4 separate regions of the Homo sapiens genome follow, and all the other regions are linked to region 1. Evidence: read pairs that join two places in POLR2A ChIA-PET (ENCODE). Cell type or tissue: OCI-LY7. All regions are shown on one strand.

The links. Peaks named below come from ENCODE experiments on the same cell type or tissue, not always from the same donor. Only the 100,000 strongest peaks of a DNase experiment are listed, where the experiment ranks them.
Region 2: POLR2A ChIA-PET joins it to region 1 with 5 read pairs; 1 of 35 experiments calls an interaction of 5 or more read pairs at or near these places.
Region 3: POLR2A ChIA-PET joins it to region 1 with 6 read pairs; 1 of 35 experiments calls an interaction of 5 or more read pairs at or near these places.
Region 4: POLR2A ChIA-PET joins it to region 1 with 5 read pairs; 3 of 35 experiments call an interaction of 5 or more read pairs at or near these places.

The regions. Positions count from the first base shown.
Region 1 is chr3:32,024,879-32,029,878 of GRCh38, forward strand. It overlaps a transcript of OSBPL10 not described here. Among named protein-coding and RNA genes, the nearest start is that of ZNF860, 46 kb to the left of the region's middle. In OCI-LY7, no CTCF peak of the experiment used is centred here; DNase peaks (open chromatin) are centred at 1,043 and 1,883; H3K4me3 peaks cover 1,539 bases; H3K27ac peaks cover 3,738 bases.
Region 2 is chr3:31,934,261-31,939,260 of GRCh38, forward strand. All of the region lies in intron 1 of OSBPL10 (oxysterol binding protein like 10), which reads right to left. Among named protein-coding and RNA genes, the nearest start is that of OSBPL10, 45 kb to the right of the region's middle. In OCI-LY7, CTCF peaks have their summits at 3,238 and 3,444; a DNase peak (open chromatin) is centred at 645; H3K4me3 peaks cover 1,256 bases; H3K27ac peaks cover 4,958 bases.
Region 3 is chr3:31,943,995-31,948,994 of GRCh38, forward strand. The region is part of intron 1 of OSBPL10 (oxysterol binding protein like 10); the gene reads right to left. Among named protein-coding and RNA genes, the nearest start is that of OSBPL10, 35 kb to the right of the region's middle. RefSeq lists enhancers at 2,332-2,934, 2,935-3,536. In OCI-LY7, no CTCF peak of the experiment used is centred here; DNase peaks (open chromatin) are centred at 1,277, 1,377, 2,647, 3,787 and 5 weaker places; H3K4me3 peaks cover 4,201 bases; H3K27ac peaks cover 5,000 bases.
Region 4 is chr3:31,829,076-31,834,075 of GRCh38, forward strand. It overlaps OSBPL10 (oxysterol binding protein like 10), which reads right to left. Exons shown (of 12, transcript NM_017784.5): 4 at 965-1,156. Among named protein-coding and RNA genes, the nearest start is that of OSBPL10-AS1, 130 kb to the left of the region's middle. In OCI-LY7, no CTCF peak of the experiment used is centred here; no DNase peak of the experiment used is centred here.

The DNA.
Region 1 (5,000 bases):
AGTTCTAGATTTGTGTTTTTGTGAATTTCTTCCAATTTTCTACATAAAGGATTATATCATCTGTGAATTTAAAAAGTCCTACTTCTCTTTTGCAACATGGATGTCTTTTTTATTTTTGGCCTCATTATACTGGCTAGAACCTCCAGTATATAGCTGAACAGAAGTGGTGGGAGTAGACAGTCTCACCTTGTTCATGATCTTAGGAGGAAAACATTCAGTCCTACACCATTAAATATGATATTAGCCCTAGGTTATTTGTAGATGCCTTTATCAGAATGAGGAAGGACCCCTCTATCTTGTTTGATGAGGGTTTTTATCATGAATTGGTGCTGAATTTCTTCCAATGTTTTTTCTGCATCTGTGAAGATGATCATATCAGTTTTGACTTTTATTAATATGGTATATCACATTAATTGATTTTTGAATGTTAATTCAACCTTGCATTTCTGGGATACAGGAATATTGCATTTCTTGGGATATTATTGGTCATGGTATATGATCCTTTTTTTATGTTGCTGACCTTGGTTTGATAGGATTTTATTAAGAATTTTGGGGCCTATGTTCATGAGGAATATTGGTCTGTAGTTTTCTCTTCTCATGTCATCTTTGGCTTTTGTATCAGGTTAATGCTGCCCTCATTGAATGAGCTGGGAAGTGTTCCTTCCTCCTCTATTTTCTGAAAGAACTTGTAAGCTACTAGTATTTGTTATTTAAATATTTGATAGCATTCACTAGGGAAGTTATTTGGGCATGAGCATTTCTTTGTGGGAAGCCAGTTCAATTTCTTTACTTGTAGGTCTATCAAGCTTTTCTATTTTTTCCAAGCCAGTAATTTACATCTTCCTAGGAATTTGTCTAATTCATCTGCTGTCTAACAGTTATTCATAATATTCCCTTACAATTCATTTTACTTCTATAAGGTCAGTAGTAATGTCCTCTCTTTCATTCCTGATTTTGTGTCTCTTCTTTTCTTGGTCTAGCAGAGCCATCAGGCTTTCTTGAGTATCCGCTGCACACACACACAGACTCCATCAGCCAGGGTTGTGTGGATGGCTCAGACCTGCTCTGGTCTTTGCTATACATGCCAAAGTCTCTGGCTAAACATGATATATGGAGCCTTTATATATACAGACATAGATAGATAGATAGATAGATAGATAGATAGATAGATAGATAGATGATAGATAGATAGATAGATAGATAGATAGATAGATGATAGATAGATAGAGATAGAGATAGAGACAGAGATAGAGATAGAGATATATAGATTTTTTTTTGAGACAGGATCCCACTCTGTGCCCCAAGCTGGGGTGCAATGTCACAATCATAGTTCACTGTAACCTTAAACTGCTAGGCTCAGTGGTCCTCCTGCCTCAACCTCCCAAGTAGCTAGGACTACAGACATGAGCCACCATGCCCAGCTAACTTTTTGAATTTTATATAGAGATAGGGTCTCACTGTGTTGCCCAGGCTAGTTTCAAACTCCTGGTGTCAAGCAATCCTTCTGCCTCCCAAAGCAGTGGAATTATAGGTTCATGTGACCATGCCCGGCTAAGCCATAATATTCTTTGAGGAATGTCTTTCTTCTTACTATAGCTGGAGGACTGTTAGCTTCAACTTACAATCCAGATTGATATGATTAAAGGAACCCTTAAAGGAACTATATGGTTCTAAAAAAACCCTAAATGTATATTGCAACAGGATGCCTCCTACCACACACAGCAATGGCCGGGAGAGAAAGACGCAGAAAACCCTACCGTTAATATCTGCATTACCTTTTGCCTAGTGAACCAAGAGAGATCTGGGGAAATGACCGCCATACTAACGCTCTCTTTGTTTCAAAATAGCCCACACAGCTGCATTTTGCAGGTGGTGAACAGCTTTTACTACTTTTAGTTGAGACAGCTCTAAGCTGAGGAAACGGGCATGAACTGCAGTTCCCCATAGAGCCCACTTCACTTCCTCAGAAACAGCCCTCCATCCTGGGCCAAAGATGCCTGCACTGGCATCCATACAGATTTGCACAGTCACCATCTCCTCACCCTCAGAAAGTCTGTTCTCACTCAGAGAGGACATAACTTTGAATGCTAGGACCCTAGCTTGCTAAATAACAGCCGTGGCCAGTGGAGGAGTCATTTATTACTTTTTTTTTCTTTTTTTTATTATTATACTTTAAGTTCTGGGATACACGTGCAGAACATGCAGGTTTGTTACATAGGTATACACATACCATGGTGGTTTGCTGCACCCATCAACCCATCATCTACATTAGGTATTTGCCCTAATGCTCTCCCTCCCTTTGCCCCCGACCCCCTGACAGGCCCCAGTGTGTGATGTTCCCCTCCCTGTGTCCATGTGTTCTCACTGTTCAACTCCCACTTATGAGTGAGAACATGCGATGTTTGGTTTATTAATCTTAAAAATGCGAATACTATATCTTGGCTATAATTATGTAGGAAAACAATGAAATATGGGTCAGAAGATGCAGATCAAATTCATAAATGCTAACTGAAGTGATGGCACAGAGAAGGGGAGAGGAATGGGATTGAGGTGATGATTCAAGGGGACATTAGCTTTATCCATAATGTTTTATATTCATCAAAGAAAAGACTAGGAGCAAATAAGACAAATGTTAACAATTAATAATTCTTGATGTTGGAAATAAGTGTTTGCTAAACTTTTCCAATTATTTTTCAGTAAGTTTAACTCAAAATCATTTTTAATTAATCAATAAAATTGAATGTGTTCAGATTTTATTTTTATTTTTTATTTTAACAGACAGGGTCTCACTATGTTGCCAGGCTATTTATGGCTATGAATAGCCACTACAGACTCAAATTCCTGGGCTCAAGTGATTCCCTTGCCCAAGTCCCCAGAGTAACTGGGACTACAGGTGCACATCACTGTGCCCAGGTTTGCATGTGTTAGGGGCAGGGGTGTTCAGACTTTAAGCAAGAAATGGAGGTCACCCTTCAGACTCCACAATTTAGCTTTTCTCAAAGCAAGAGAAGACCTTGAGCTTCTTCCTTCTTGATCTTTCCTGATAGAGGAATGGAGAGACTGGAACAACTGTCTCCAATACATTCACTGCCTTGGTCTTTTCAAAATAACTAGCCATTGGGTTCTGGAAGTGAGTGCCACCTGGAAATGAGGAAAACATTGAGAACTTCTTTCTTGTTCATGATGGCCCTAACACTTCATTGAGTCCTCTCTTAAGATGGCATCTTTCAACCCCCATCTCAGGCCAGAGCTCTTGTTGCTCCTGCTAAAGGAGGAGGACATACACATGTGCATACTCATAGATATAAATGTATGTGTTACAGACATAAATGTGTGCCTGTCAACTTGGTCTTCATGTCAAATGTACTGAGGATCAGTCAAAATGTCTGAGAACCACTATACTAAGGAACTCAAACATAAAAGGCCAAATCAGAAATCATTATTTCATTCACTTTCTTCTCTCTAAACTTTCAAAACATTTCCTCTTGCATTTTCTCTATCTCAGTAAACAGTACTACCACCCAACCCAATTGCTTAAACCAAAGACCAGAAGTCATCTTGGCTCTTTACTTCAACCTTTAAATCCCAGCCATCAATCACAGAATAGATAATAGTATGCATCACAAGTATTGATTTGTAAAATCTGTGTTTTGGATACATACATACACATATACACACACAATATACACATCAAATTGCAATATGAAACTGATTTCTCCTCTTTTCTTAAATAGGAAGAAATGTTACAAAGAGGTGGGTTTTACATTTTATGCTCTTTAAGGAGTTTGGAAACTTCTGGTATCCATAGACTCTCTTGCTCTCCTGTTTTATATTTTAACTTGTTTGGTATCCTCTTCATTTTTGTCATCTTTCCTTTTCTATGGCTAAGAAATCTGCCCCTTTTGTGAGAAATAATTGATGGAAGGTAGAAGAAAAGAGAGAACATGGAAGGTTTGAATATTTGTCCCCTCCAAAACTCATGACTCTAATCTCTAAGATTATTTCAAACATCTACTTACAGATATTGTTACAGTAGGTAGCTAGTCAGGACACACACACACACACACACACACACACACACACACACACACACACACACACACACACACACCAGGAATGTTGGGTGGCCATCAGGTGATGGTCAGGCTGTTGTTAACTGCCCTGCTACGGTAATAATTGGTCACAGCCGGCACCAGTGAAAGGCAGCCTCATAATAGGTAACACCTGAAACTGGTGATCAGCAGTTTCCTGATAAGCTCTCAGGAGTTAGGTAAGTGGGATGAAAGAAGAAATTCAAGACCCCAGAAGTATGCCAACATATAAAACCCCAGGTCAAAAGGTCAAACCACACACTTGCCTTTCAGGTTGCCTGCCAGGCCCTCTTCCAAGTGTACTTTCCTTCCTTTCATTCCTGTTCTAAGGCTTTTTAATTTTATTTTATTATTATTATACTCTAAGTTTTAGGGTACATGTGCACAACGTGCAGGTTTGTTACATATGTATACATGTGCCATGTTGGTGTTCTAAGGCTTTTTAATAAACTTTCACTCCTGCTCAGAAACTTGCCCCAGTCTCTCCTTCTGCATTATCCCCCTCAGTGAAATCCTTTCTTCTGAGGAGGCAAGAATTGAGGTTGCTGCAGACCTGTACAGATACGGATATGTTCTGCCGGTAACAATATGAGCAAGGCAAACCCTAATGCAAGTCTCGCAATCATGAATCAACATCATGTTCTTATAAAGGCCATTGATATACTTCACTGACCTAGTGTTTCCTCTTAGGGAGTTCAGCTTGACTACCAAGGAATCTAATACTCATGAAAAGAGAGCCAATAAAAATAAGATGAAAATGCATCATCTCACTGTAACCAATGTCCATTCCCTAGAGGGGAAAATATCTCAGGTAGAGCCAGAGAAACCACGTAAAGACACATAGTTTTTATTTGCCACATAATGGGGCACAGGACAGTGATTGCAGCTTCTTTATGTCTCTCATAGCTC
Region 2 (5,000 bases), 91 kb before region 1:
AGGAATTCAAGATCAGCCTGGCCCATTTAAAAAACAACAACAACAAAAAAAAAGGAAGCAAAAACTTCATCTGTGTGGGGAAAAGGCAAAGGAAAAGCCCAAAATTTTAAACCCAAATTTCATAGTCAAAGACCATCAGAAAATTCATTCTTTTTTTTTTTTTTTGGAGACAAAGTCTCGCTCTGGCGCCCAGGCTGGAGTGCAATGGCACAATCTCGGCTCACTGCAACCTCCGCCTCCCAGGTTCAAGGGATTCTCCTGCCTCAGCCTCCTGAAGCTGGGATTACAGGTGCCTGCCACCACACCCAGCTAATTTTTTGTATTTTAGTAAAGATGGGGTTTCACCATGTTTCCCAAGCTGGTCTCAAACTCCTGACCTCAGGTGATCCACCCGCCTCGGCCTCCCAAGAGAAAATTCATTTTTATAGAAAAAAAAAGGCTGACTATATTACTACATTTCTATTCATAAACGTAGCATTTCCCAAAGACTCTTCTAAATAGTTTAAAGGAAAAAAAATTGGATATCCACGGTTAACATAAGCACAATTACTGCTTACTATATATCACCCTGGTATGAGTTACAATTGCATTCAGCTGCATGTCATAGAAACTTACCCATAGTAGTTTAAACAATCGGGGCTCTATTTTTCTACTAAAGCAACCAGTCCAAAGATAGAAACTCCAAGGCTGGTAGAGTAGTTGCAAGAAGCCATCAAGAACCCCTTCAATCTTTCTGATTTGCAACTCTTAGCGCTTGGCCTTCCTGGGACAAGATTGCTACATCCCCTTCATACAGGAAGGTGGGAAGGGAAATGGGAAAGTTGTGTGCCAGCCTCACAGATCCTGTTTATCAAGAAACCGAAGCTCTCCTGGAAGCCTCTGCCCTGCAACCACTTCTACTTATATTTCACTGGCTGCTACTGTGTCACCTTTGGCAACAGGGGAGTCTGGGGAGATGAGAATTTTTAACTATAATTTTTGCCACCCAGAGCAAAACCAGAATTCCATTAGATAAGAGAGACCATTTATCTTAGAAATTCAAAATACATATTTGATGTTAAGGGATCTGAGAACTGTGCAGTAAATAAACATGTTAAACTTTTTTTTTATACAGTATTTCTCAAAGTTATTTGAACATAAAATTCTTTATTTCCTTTGAACAGCCTGTTGAAACAGCATTTGGTGCAATTCATCCTGGGAAATGCTGCTTTGGGAACTAAAAGAAGAAAAAAAAATCTACTCCTATGAAATAGATTTTTTTTTTTTTTCTTTTTTTTCTTGAGACAGAGTCTCACTCTTTTCGCCCAGGCTGGAGTGCAGTGGTATGATCTTGGCTCACTGCAACCTCTGTCTCCTGGGTTCAAGCGATTCTCCTGCCTCAGCCTCCCAAGTAGCTGGGATTACAGGTGACCCCCACCACGCCCGGCTAATTTTTGTATTTTTAGTAGAGACGGGGTTTCACCATGTTGGTCAGGCTGGTCTGGAACTCCTGACCTTGTGATCCACCCACCTCAGCCTCGCAAAGTCCTGGGATTACAGGCATGAGCCACCGCACCCGGCCAAAATAATTGGTTTTCATATGTAGAAAGGGAAAGGAAATAGGTTGCGTTTAAGCAAGGGGTTCTGGAAATAAAATTGCTGAAGTGATAACAAAATTCTACAAGCAGGATCTGATATGTTTTTACTTTTTATGTAAAGTCACCATTCTAGTGAGAAAAATCCTTTATCTTTCCACTTTATGCTTTTACAGGTTGGGCCATACCCCCTTCTCCTCTTCACCATCCCTTCTCAACTCCTGAACTGTCATTTCCTTATGTAACTCCCCTCTGTTCTAACATTCCCCACTGGTCTTTAAATGTCCATTCCTGAGCTTCTCTAAGGTTTCACTCATTCTTTGCTTCAGCCTCTCATGCTTTAATAATTTTTCTTTCTCCTATTTTCATTTTTGTTTTCTTTTTATTCTCTCTTACATTCTTTAAGGTACACCAGCAACTCTTATTTTCTTAAAATACTACCAAAACAACCTAGGGCTTAGCATTTATTTACTGAGGCAGTCCCTTCTGCATATTTTGTATTCAATCTGTACAAAATGACTGTCCTTTGAAACCTCATGTTAGCTAAATGCTGTAACAAACAGACTCTAGTATTACTTCCAAGAATAAATGTGCATATTTATAGGGAAAAATCAAAACATAATTTTTCATTCTGATTCTAAAGCTTTCACAAGAAAGACATTTATCATATCCAGTTCCATTAAAATATTCACTTCTTTTAATCCACTTCAATGGTGAAAAGAAAAAGTAAATTACATTTTTCACATTTCCAAACACCATCCATTTCCATGACACACACAGGTATCTCCTTGCCAAGAAAAGTCAGTGGTTGTCTGTTTTGGAAGGGAAGTAAGAAAGTGGCATTTTTTATTTCCTGAAGAAAAAAAAATTAAATAGGTCAAATACATAAAACTTCCATGAAAAGAGCCACACTTCATTTCAGCCATTAAAGAAAAATGTGTTTAAATTCCCCAAAGGAACCCTATGCTCTACACTGGGAAAGGCTTATTCACTGCTGACTTTCAAGAACCAGACATGACTTATCACACCGTGTAACCAAGGCACTGAATGGAACTGAAACCCCAAGGAGTCTTCTTATCTTTCTGCTTTCTAGATACCAGGAAAAAAAAAGAAGCAGTTGAGATTATTCACTCTTCCAGTAAACAGGCCTCTAGAAAGTCAGAGGAATGGCTGGGTGCAGTGGCTTATGCCTGTAATCCCAACACTTTGGGAGGTTGAGGCAGGCAGATCACAAGGTCAAGAGATCAAGACCATCCTGGGCAACATGGTGAAACCCTGTCTCTACTAAAAAGTACAAAAATTAGCTGGGCATGGTGGCATGTGCCTGTAGTCCCAGCTACTCAGGAGGCTGAGGCAGAAGAATCACTTGAACCTGGGAGGCAGAGGTTGCAGTGATCCGAGATTGCGCCACTGCACCCAGCCTGGGCAAGAGACACTCAGGCTCAAAAAAAAAAAAAAAGAAAGAAAGTCAGAGGAACATGAAACACTCAAATGTCATAAAGAGCCTTTTCTTGCCAACTCTTGGTTATATGGATTTGCTATACTCTTTAGGGGCTGAAATTACTCATCCGAGAAGGCATAGCCAACTTGCCTCAAGGCAGAAATTTGGACAGCATCAATTTAGGTCCAGCAGAGCACTTCTCAAATTGCTTCCAAAGAGAAGACTGGCTCCTCCTAGCCAGCAGGGGAGCTAGAAGAACAATACAGCCACTCACCCCCATCATGCCTTTCAGTCCTGTCCAAAGTTCAAGCCCCTTCCTGCCCCCAGACCCCCGACCCTTTCCCACAATATCACACCCACAGTCCAAAACTTCCCTTGGATCCCCACCCTCCTACACCTTTGTACTGAACCTCTTGGGACCACCCTTCCCCCAACCTCTCTTCTTATCTTGGTTGAAACCTGGAACTCTTGATGGAAGCACATTGTAGCTTCTCCTTATTGCCCAAAGCTGTTTCCAATATAAGACTCCTCCACTCTTGGGTAAAATTTACCTCCATGTCTCTCAATCATTCTATCTCATTCGCTGAAGACCTTTTCCCCTGGTTCAGTCCTCCCTGAGTCACCAAGTCCAGCAGTCATTCCAAATGACCTTAGAATCCACCAAGCACACTGCCCAATTAGTTCCTTGACCTCATTCTGTAACCTCCTTCTTGGTGTTACTGTCTTCCTCCCAAAGACCTAGCGTGGCTTTCCCATCACTACTCAGAATGGCTCCAACTCTGACAGTACCTGCCAAACATCTCACTGCATTTCCTTTTGACCCTACGAACTCCTTCCCTGAGATCTCTCATGCCACCTCTCCCACCACACCAACTCTTCCATCTCTTCTGATGCTCCAATTTGCTAGCACCTCTATTTTCTTCTTCTCTGACAGGCCTCTTCTGTCTACATCTCCTTTCTCCTCCATCCTACATCAACTGCCCACTAACCAATGATCTCAACTCCCTCACACTCTCTTAAACACTCACTCAACCAAATCCCAACCCCAGATCCTTCTACCTATCACCTTCTCTGTTCCTCTCCTCAGGATACTCAACACCAAGGAGAAAACCACACAACCATTAACAGCAGATGGCATAACAGATTCAGGGGCTCCATTCTGGACACCCTCAGAGCTGTCCAGCAAACCTGTTGAGCTCTCTTTCCATTCCCCTCAGAAGTTTTTGTGGGGTTTTTTGTTTGTTTGTTTGTTTAGATAGAGCCCACTTTGTCGCCCAGGCTGGAGTGCAGTGGTGCGATCATGGCTCACTGCAGCCTTGACCTCCTGGACTCAAGTGATCCTCCCACCTCAGCCTACCACGTAGCTGGGACTACAGGCACACGCCAACTCACCCAGGTAAGTAGAAATGGGGTTTCACTATGCTGCCCAGGCTGGTCTCGAACTCCTAGGCTCAAGTGATCCTCTGTCTCAGCCTCCTAAAGTGCTGAGACTACAGGTGTGAGCCAACATGCCTGGCCAGAGGCTTTTTCAAACCTCCTCGACTTTGCCCAAGCCTCAGGGTCCACCATCAACCCTTCCTCTAACTCCACTCTCAGACGATAACCTCACCTCCTACTTTACAGAGAGTAAAGCAAGAACGCCTTCAACTTCCTGCCCACCCTCAAACTCACCTTCATCTGTATCCATCAATGTCTTCCTTCCCATTCAGTGGATAAATGTCCTTCCTCCTGCTTCAGATCAACATGCATCCCAGCTCAGAACTCTATCCACACTAGACTTCCCAGGCATTTGCTCTACTACATTAATGCTCTCTTATGCTCTCACACTTCCCTCTCTTTTCAGTTTAATGTGCCAAGACTCTCTCATCCTTTTTTTTTTTTTTTTTTGAGACAGAGTTTCACTCTGTCGCCCAGGCTGGAGTGCAGTGGCACAATCTTGGCTCACTGCAACCTCCACCTCCCAGGTTCAAACGATTCTCCTGCCT
Region 3 (5,000 bases), 81 kb before region 1:
AGTTCTTTAGAAACAACACTTAATATATGAATAATATTTCATCAGATAGATAAAGCATAACTTTATTAACTATTCCCCAATTTAGGCTGTTGCATATTTTCTGTGGTCATAAATAACACAGCAATGAACATTTTCATGAATTATTTCTTCTGCACTTCTTTGATTACTATTTTAGCATATCTTACAACAAGTAGAATCACTGCATCAAACAATATAACCATTGCTAAGGCTGTTGATAAAGATTACCTATTTGTCTTCCATAAAAGTCATACCAATCTATATTTCTACCAGCAAAAATAAGCAGCTTTTTTAAATGTAAAAATAAATTAATTATATAATCATAAAATATAAAAGAACAGCTTCCAAACTGGTAAACCATGTGTTAGCAATTATCTTTTCTATTAAATGATGTGGCCAGGCTAGATGAACTAAGGTTCAAGACATCTAGGAAAATGTCAAGTTTTCAAATGGCAATCCATATTTTAAACTAACAGGCCTGCTAAAGCATGGATATATTTACATATGGACATGTGGAGAGAAAGATTTATGTAAAACCACCACCTTCCTGATAGCTGTCCCCATCCCTAAATTTTCCCTTTGTCCTTTTTATACAAGCCTGAATAGACTAAGGACAACTCTAATGCCTATAATACATAATGCCTATAATACAGTGCTGTGGCACTGACTCATCTCCTTGGAGACACCTTCTTCCCAGCACATCCATCAGCCAATCTGGTTGCTTCACATGAAAAGAGTGGGTACAGGAGTTAAGGTTGCAGTGAGCTATGATTGCACCACTACATTCCAAACTGGGCAACAGAGCAAGACCCCCTCTCTTTAAAAAAAAAAAAAAAAAAAAAAAAAAAAAAAAAAAAAGGCCAGGCACAGTGGCTTATGCCTGTAATCCCAACATTTTGGGAGGCTGAGGCGGGCAGATCCTGAGGTCAAGAGATTGAGACCATCCTGGCCAACATAGTGAAACCCCGTCTCTACTAAAAATACAAAAATTAGCTGGGCGTGGTGGCACACATGTGTAGTCCCAGCTACTCGGGAGGCCACGGCAGGAGAATCACTTGAACCTGGGAGGCAGAGGTTGCAGTGAACCAAGATTGCACCACTACACTCGAGCCTGGCGACAGAGCAAGACTCCGTCTCAAAAAAAAAAAAAAAAAAAAACAGGAAGGAACAAGCCATGCTAACAAAAGGGGTGCCAGGGTCATTTTGGGAGGAGAAAATTACCTAAAATTCCCTCCCTCATCAGCAAACAAGGCGTCAAATTCCTGCCACTAGGACTCTGGTCCAAAGTTACAGTCCCCAAAGTCAACACCAGTGACATGGGGCTCCCAAAGTCACCACAAATATGCTCTAGGGACACTATCTGGACCGGAAGCCTCAAAACAAAAGTCAGTCAGTGACATACGATCCAGCCCTCAAGCCCACTTGCTTTGACCAGAATCAGGCTTTGGTTTGTTCATTGTTTTTATTTTTGGCTTTAAAAATTGTTTTGAATCAGTTGACAATCTTTAAAAATTAAGACAGCTTCTCACACAAATCTACATCTCTAGTTTCTCTTGCAATATCCAAGGATCTCAACATGGGGTCCATTCACTACACGGCAACCATAGGCCATAGCTGAGAAGCAGCTGCCCTGTCAGATGTGATGCACTCTCAGGTCTCCATGCTCCCACCTTCTCCAGACGCTCAGGATGCCAAAGCAGAGGTCAGCAGCCCTTGACCAGAGGGGTTTATACTGCTTTTCTGACACCCTTGTTTCTGTGACACAGCCTGAGACCTGGAGAATATTTGAGCCTGTGACCCCTGGTCTGGTACGAATAACGTATCATGCATACAAATAGGGTTACTGGCCAAACATCTGCAGATCCTATTATGACTAAAAAAATCCAAACTACTTAAGGCATTACTCAATTCAGAGAACCTCTTGCCATTAGGGATTGCCTGAATCAACAGACACTACTAAGTTTTGGTTTATGCTTTTTTTTTTCTGAGATGGGTTTCACTCTTGTTGCCCAGGCTGGAGTGCAATGGCATGATCTCGGCTTACTGCAACCTCCGCCTCCCAGGTTCAAGTGATTCTCCTGCCTCAGCCTCCTGAGTAGCTGGGATTACAGGCACGTGCCACCATGCCCGGCTAATTTTTGTATTTTTAGTAGAGACAGGGTTTCACCACGTTGGCCAGCTGGTCTCGAACCCCTGATCTCAGGTGATCCACCCCCCTCAGCCTCCCCAAGTGCTAAAATTATAGGCGTGAGCCACTGCACCCAGCCACTACTAAGTTTTTTAATGAAAAGGGGGAACTCAAGTTTTTTACTTTTTCAATAATAACAAAAAAATTAGAAATCAATTAAGAATTTAAGAAAAATTAAGAATTTTATTAAGTTGTTTTTTATCAAAAAAAAAAAAAACCCTTGTATTAAGAAAAATTAAGAATTTTTTAAGTCGTTTCCTTCCTGACTACTATGTACAAAATATTAGGCTTCTATTGAAGCAATGACATAATGATGAGTAAGACCCTGCCTGGGCCCTTGCAGGCAGATGGCGGACAGCGTGTGAACAGAGCAATTGCGGGAGGCACAGCGGTAAAGGTAATGGCATCCACCTGCGAAAAGCACAAGAGCCCTCAGGAGGTGACAGGAAGCCTTTATCAAAGGACAAGGCATCTGCCCGGCTAAGGAGAGGGAACAAGAAGCAAGGCTATGACACAAGTTCAAGGTGGAGCTGGGCTTTGGTCCCATTCTAGCAGAGCTGAGACTTCCTTTGGAGGTCACAGGAAGTCACCCAAGAGTTTTTAGTGTTGCATGCTTTAGAAAAGTTACCATGGAGATGGTGTTGAGGTGCCTAGAAGAAGAGGAGCTTGGGCTCAGGGAGGCCTTAAGAAGATGATCGTGGGAGTCCAGACCAGATGCAAGGAGCATCGAAACAAAGACAAGGGCAGGAGGAGCAGACCAGAGAGGCAGCTACGGCTCAGTGGCTGTTAGATACTGACAAATGAGACGAGCAGTTATCAGAAGAGACAAAGGCAGGAGGGAGCAGACCAGAAAGGCAGCTATGCCTCAGTGGCTGGTTAGATACTAGAGAACGAGACACAGCAGTAATCAGAATGATTCACTAAATTTCAGGCTCTGACAACTCAGTGGACATCAGAAACACTGGGCCAACACAAAAAATAAAGGATGGGGAGCAGTTACTGGAAGGTAAGGGTGAGTAGGGGAGACATAGAGACCAGGATCCCATCTGCAGAAGTGTAGCAGCTCTGGATCTAGGCACGAACAAGGTCAACCCTCGGCCCAGGCTGTCCCTAAGCACACAGCACATCACCAAAGCTGGAGGTGCCAATTCCTCCACCCAACTCAGCTGAACAGCAGTTCCCACAGCATCACTAAGGCTGAAAAATTGGAATGCTATCCTCCTCACAAAGGCGGAAGCATGCTTTGTCCTCTGCCTGCCTATAGCGAGTGTCCAAATTACCAATGGCAGATCTTACACCAACATCAGAAGTCCCCTACCAGCTCCTCTTGGCCTCTGCATATGCCACCTTCCCCTACTCCACAATTCCTGCGACAGCACTGAGAAGGTACTCAGGCAGGGCATGGGGTTGGGAGGTTTGGTGGAAGTCTAAAGATGACCAACACATGAAACAAGCCCTCAAAAGAACCTAACAGATCACGGAAGACTCCTGTGGAAACACTCCACACGCTGAGCACAGTATGACAGGCTGGAGGAGAAAAATAGATAAAGAATCTGTGTTAGGTCATATTCCCTGGAGGCAGAGCCTGATGTGGCGACTCCTATGCAAATGAGTGCTTGAGGAAGTGCTCTCAGGATCCGGAGAAACTGGAAGAAGGTGAGGGAAACTGCATAGGAGTTGAGATAAGCCCAGCCTCCGTCTGATCCCACAAAAAGCTCTGAAGTAAACTGTACAAAGTTTGTGCTGCCAGGAAGCAGGGGATTGGGTTTGATACTCCCAATCGTTGACTTCACTAAGTGATGTCAGTCACTGGGTACAAGGTCACACCAGAGTGGAGGATGCAGGTTACCTCCCAGTCACCTCCAGGCTAGAGGGTTCCTCCCCTGCAGGGCAGAATCTTCCAGTGAAAGGTACAGGCATGAAGTATTAGCAGCTAACTCCCTCAATTAGTCAAGGGCTGGGTGCCCTGACCCAGTAAAGGGGATCTGTGCAGGGCACCAGCAACATCCACAATGGACAGAGTCCATTCTAGAAGTCCAGCAGAACAATATACATGCAGGGAAAGAGGGAAGGGCCATTCATCATTATGAGTCTTTTCATCTTTCCATCTCTCTGGAAACCATCCAGGAAGTTAAAAAACTCATCTGTACAAGGTGGTTGAGCACCTCTGAAAAGCCTTGAGCATGGAGTATAATTTTACAACCCAGACTGAAGGCTTACCTCCCAAGTAACTGGGTTTATTGTTCCCTATTGCAAGCAGCAGCCTGCAGTTCCACCTACCTTCTGCCTAAGAGCACTTTAGCCTCAGAGTGAATCTCCACGACCACACTCGAGCAATAAACGGGCAGTCATCCTCCGTCATATAACTAACAACTTTCCTCCAATTTTTATGGTGCTTTTTATGCTGACTTTATAAAGTTTCACGTTTTACTTTCCAGATTTCATCGTGTGCATTCAATGCACCCCAGGAGTGTTGCTAAGCAGTTTTAATTTTCCAAGAAGTATTTCTTTGCCTTTCCTTTCCACTAAAGCATAGCTAAGAAATTGGAAAAGGCCCCCAAATCAAGTTTTCTGTACAGTGTGTACAATCTGGACCAAGACATTCAAGAAGGAATTGACTTAAGGAGAACTTCAGAATCATGGCTGGAGCCCCCACCATCCATGATGGAGTTAGAGAGTACCTCTATGGTAATGCAGGGCCAAATAAGTAAATTCCAGAGTAGCGAAATTAACTTTGTAATAAAAGACTATTTGATTATTCAGAGAAAAGGGAGCAGGTGTTTGGTAAGGTGCC
Region 4 (5,000 bases), 200 kb before region 1:
CTTGTGACATTTAAAAACTAAAGCCAGACGCATGCTAACTCAAGCAGCGGCAAGACCCTAGTCGAGGAGTCTCATTCTGTGTGACACGGAGGAAGAGCCCTGCCACTTTCTCTAAGAGGAAAGCAAACTGGTCTGTACCCAAGTAAGCTGCAGAGCAAAAAACCTCAGCACTCAAAGGAAGTAGGCAACCAAAACCACCATCATTTATTTGAGAGTCTGTTCTCTATAACAGCTGCAGAGGATGACAGGGATACTAAGGATCTGGGATCCCCAAACTGATGACTTCTCAGTGCATCAAAAGCGAAATTTAAACATAACCTCGCCTCACTTTTATAAGGCACAATTAAAGAGTTTTCATTGTCACAAATGATCCTATTTCCCCAGAGAAGGCTGGCAAAGCCTGTTTTATTTCCATTTTACAGGTGTAGAAACTGAGGTTCGGGGCTGTCAGAAGACTTGCTCTTAAACAAGTCTTCTGACTTCAAGGACAGTATTCTTTTCACTACCCAACCCTCCCCTTGGAGTGTGTCTATGAGGGGAAGCAGGAGAGGAGAGAAAGAAAGTGAAGCAGGGCAGAAAACAGGGGGTATCTGCGTTATGTCTAGCACTTCCTGAGTTTCAAAACACCCAAAGTTATTTTCTTATTATCCATGAGGTTTGGCCTAGTCTTTGCTATGAGCGTGGATTTAACTGTACTTCATTTACATCCATATTTTTGTAGGCTTGCTTTCTCTGCTTTCCGAGTTCTCAGAGTAGTCTCCTAACAATTCACTTAACCTAAGAAATAGGAACAATTAACTTTTTTTAAACCAGGAAGGACCGTCACAGCCGTGTGGCTGGGAGGTTTGCTGCTGGTCCTCTCTCCATAAATCAAGACGGCGCAAAGGAAGAGGAGTCGGCAGAGCGACTGTCACAGCCCCCAACTCCCCGGGGCTGCTTAACCTAGTAGGAGAGCAAAGCCTACCTCTCTGACTTCGTGAAGCTGGCCGGAATACTGACTCTTGGCTCTTCGGGCGGCTGCAGGCGACTTGTGATGCGTGATTGTGACAACACCGGGGGCCCCCACACTGAGGTGTCTCTGGCTACAGGGAGACGCAGAATTGGGTGTTCCATGTGGGAGCAAAGTGAGACTTCGGCTTCGGGAGCTTGGAGCACTCTAGAATAAGCAACAGGTGTCAAAACTCAACAACTGACCTGCAGAACACAACTAAGTGTTGGCTTCTATTCATTTTGGACCTCTTCATCTTTCCCCTTCCTCTCTTTAGGGAGCTGAAGGTATGAAGGAGGTATAACAACACTGCATGCCCAAATCCCACAGATACTCACTGAACTGCCCTTCCTTAGCTGCCCTTCTGGTTTCATCTCCAATTGTGCTTCCTGTCCTACGCTATGGCCATGAACAGCTATTCAAAATCCTGCCCCCCACCGTCCCCGACCCACACACCATGGACGCTCATGGAGCTCTGCCTCTCTACCTATTATTTCCTGTTCCTAGAATGCCCTTCCTCTGTGGCTGGTCAGCCTCTGCTGAACCTTCAAACTCAGCATGGTGTTCTCTGCTCTGTGAAGCATCTCCCTGGCTTTCTCGGCCTCTCTGCTGCTCTTATTCCACTGCATCAAGATTATATTGATTATCCAGTTACTTTCTTAAGAGATGCTTTCATGCTCATCTTTATATCCCCAAGGCCTGGCACATCACAATTGTTTAATTTATTAAGTGCTTAATAATGTCATCTATATGCACGAACTAAGCTGTCCACCAAGTATTCCTCATTTGTTAGTCCAGTGTTTACATTTCATCCTGTGGTAATATATAATCCAAATTACAATCTAGTTTATGATAAAGATGGCATCTCAACTTAGTGGAGATGAATTTTTCAGTAAATGTTGGGATAACTGGGAAGCCATCTGAATAACAAAGCTGGATTCATCTCTCAGATCACAGATCTCGAATGGATCAAAGATTTAAGAAAAACAAACAGTACTAGAAGAAAACACATAACCATGGGCCTAACACTTTGAAATCCAAAAGCTATACCACAAAAGCTTAGCCGGGTGCGGTGGCTCACACCTGTAATCCCAGCACTTTGGGAGGCCAAGGCGGGCAGATCACCTGAGGTCAGGAGTTCAAGACCAGCCTGACCAACATGGAGAAACCCCATCTCTACTAAAAGTACAAAATTAGCCAGGCATGGTGGCACATGCCTGTAATCGCAGCTACTCAGGAGGCTGAGGCAGGAGAATCACTTGAACCCAGGAGGCGGAGGTTGCAGTGAGCCGAGATCGTGCCATTGCACTCCAGCCTGGGCAACAAGAGCGAAACTCCGTCTCAAAAAAAAAAAAAGAAAAGAAAAAAGAAAAGCTTGATAAATTTGATCACCTAAAAACTGGAAATTTCTGCAAAGGAAACAAACAGACCAACAAAATACCCCACTACGACCACCAGCAAAGCCCAACTATAAACTAGGAAAAATGTAGAGCTGGAAATAATTATTAAAATGGGCCAAGGTATGAAGACAGCTTACAAAAAAAGAAATATAAATGGCTTTTAACACATAGGAAAATATGTTCAACTGTACTCAGAAGATAAATGTAAATTCAAACTACTTTAGATAACCATCTTTCACTCATCAGATTGGCAAAAATTCAAAAGTCTGAGTACACAATCTGTCAACAGGGCCACAGAGAAACGAGTTTGTGGAGGTAAAAAAGGTGGCAAAACCCTGAGAACAGCAATCAGCAGACCCATCACAGATACAAACACATCTCCCCCTGGCTCCAGCAATCCCGTGTCTGGGAATGTATCCTCCAGACATACCTGCAGCTGGGTGAAATGCTATATGTCCCTGTTAGTCACCGCAGCACTATGCCTGATGGCAAAGGACAGAAAACAACCCAAATGTCCGTCAGCATGGGACAGGTTAAATAAATTATGGTACATCTATGTAATGGAATACTACCAAGCTGTAAGAGAATAATGAGAGAGGTCTCTATGAATTGATCTGGAAATATCTCTCAGCTATACAGTTAAGTGAAGGAAGGCACATAATTGATCTATAGTATGCAAAATATAGCTTTTCCAACATGAGGTAAATAAGTATTTTTGTTATTTAGCTTGTTGAAAATTATTTGTTTAAAACAAACATACTGTGGAAGGATACATATAAAACTATAAAGTGGCTGCTTATTTGTGGAGAAGCAGGGAATGAGAGGATAGAAACAGTGAAGAGGGGAGATTTTTTCACTGTCTACTTTTTATATTCTTTCACTTTGAACTATACGTATGTATTCCCTATTGAAAACATTTTAATTTTGCATAAAATTTACATTCTAATTGTTCCTATACTTCATCTCAGCTTGAGAAAAGGCAAGTTAGATAATGTGGAAATCATCTAGTTCCTACAGTTCAAACATTTACTGAATACCTACTATGTGCCTAGGAAAATATCTACTGTGTAGTGTCAGGAAGAAAACAAAATGTATGAGACAGTTTTTCACCATAGATACCTATAATATTGCTGGGGATGTAAGATGCACATATACAGAGACAGACGGAGGGAAACATACACAGATGCACACTTACAAGATGGTGCATAACAGGGGCTAATTTGGCAATACAGCCAGAAAATGTCAAAGAAGTGAGCTCATCTCATCACGGCAGGATGTTCCAAGGGTGATGGGCCTGAAGCCTGAGTAGGCTTTGGGAAGCTAGACAGGCAAGGCAGCACACTACATAGCAACCCAACAGTCTGGATACCCTAGGTAGTCTTAGCCTCAGGCCTCGGCTAACAGGCACAGCTCTAAAAACTGTTAAATGTTAATGATCCATCGTTTTACAGATCACCAGGGGATGAAGGAGTGGGGCGAGAGCCAGGGTAGAAATCAGAGTTTGGGTTTACCTTGAAATACCGCAGATTGTAAAGATTCTCTGGATTTGACTTGGACATAATGAATTGGAATGCAGATAAAGATAGGAAATAACCATATAATAATCACCTACTTTCAGCTTCAATCTTTTCACTTGGAGAGTAGAGGGAGAAAGAGGATATTTCTTTAATAACAGTAAATTTGCCTAAGTATTAAGAGTCCACTGAAATATATTTTGACTGTCAGCGAGGCTTATTCCAGTCCAGGAAAAGGCAGATTTTTCCCTGGGCTTTGAAGCCAGACAGATAAGTTTCATTCTTCATACACACACCTCTATCCCCCCACTCCTCCCCTACCAAACCCCTGCTCTTGCCATGTGATCTGGGGTGAGTTATTTAAGTTTTCTCATTAAACATCAATTTCCTAATCTTTAAAAAGAGAAATAATAATATTGACCCTTAAAAGTCACCATGAAGTTTAAATTAGATTATGCATATACAATACTTAGCACAGTGCCTGACATGCAGAAGCTGCATGGACAAAGTTTGTTTCTTAATATCACTGAAAACTTGAACAATGAAAACCTTATGGATTTTTAAAATGTTAAGAAGTTGCTTAGCACAAAATCATAAGCAGTCGCTGAGTCACTGACCTTCTTATTTTCTACAAGGTCAGACTGGTCAGAAGCCCAAAACATAATTAAATACTTACAGGGTCAGCCATTAAATATCAAGATTGTAGGGAAAACACGCACACGCACACGCACACACACACACACACACACACACACACACACTCTCTCTCTCTTCTAATTCTGAGTAGAAATGAGGACTCTTCAGAAATCAGTGAGGAAGACAGCTCTGGCAATAGACACCTTTGCCTGTAGCAGTATCACCATGAATGGCAATAAATCAGATTCACCCAAGAGCAAAATTATTCCACGGTGGATGTCTAAAACCATGATCGTAATTACTTAATGGCTGTCATTTGAATTTACAAGCAGTAACTTTGAGTCAAAAAACCTTTAATTTTCCATTAACTGGGGATTTTCACAGTGTAATTCACATCCATGCCTTCTTTCAGGATAAACATGAGCAAAAAAGTCTTACCCTTCATAAATCCCACAGGTAATC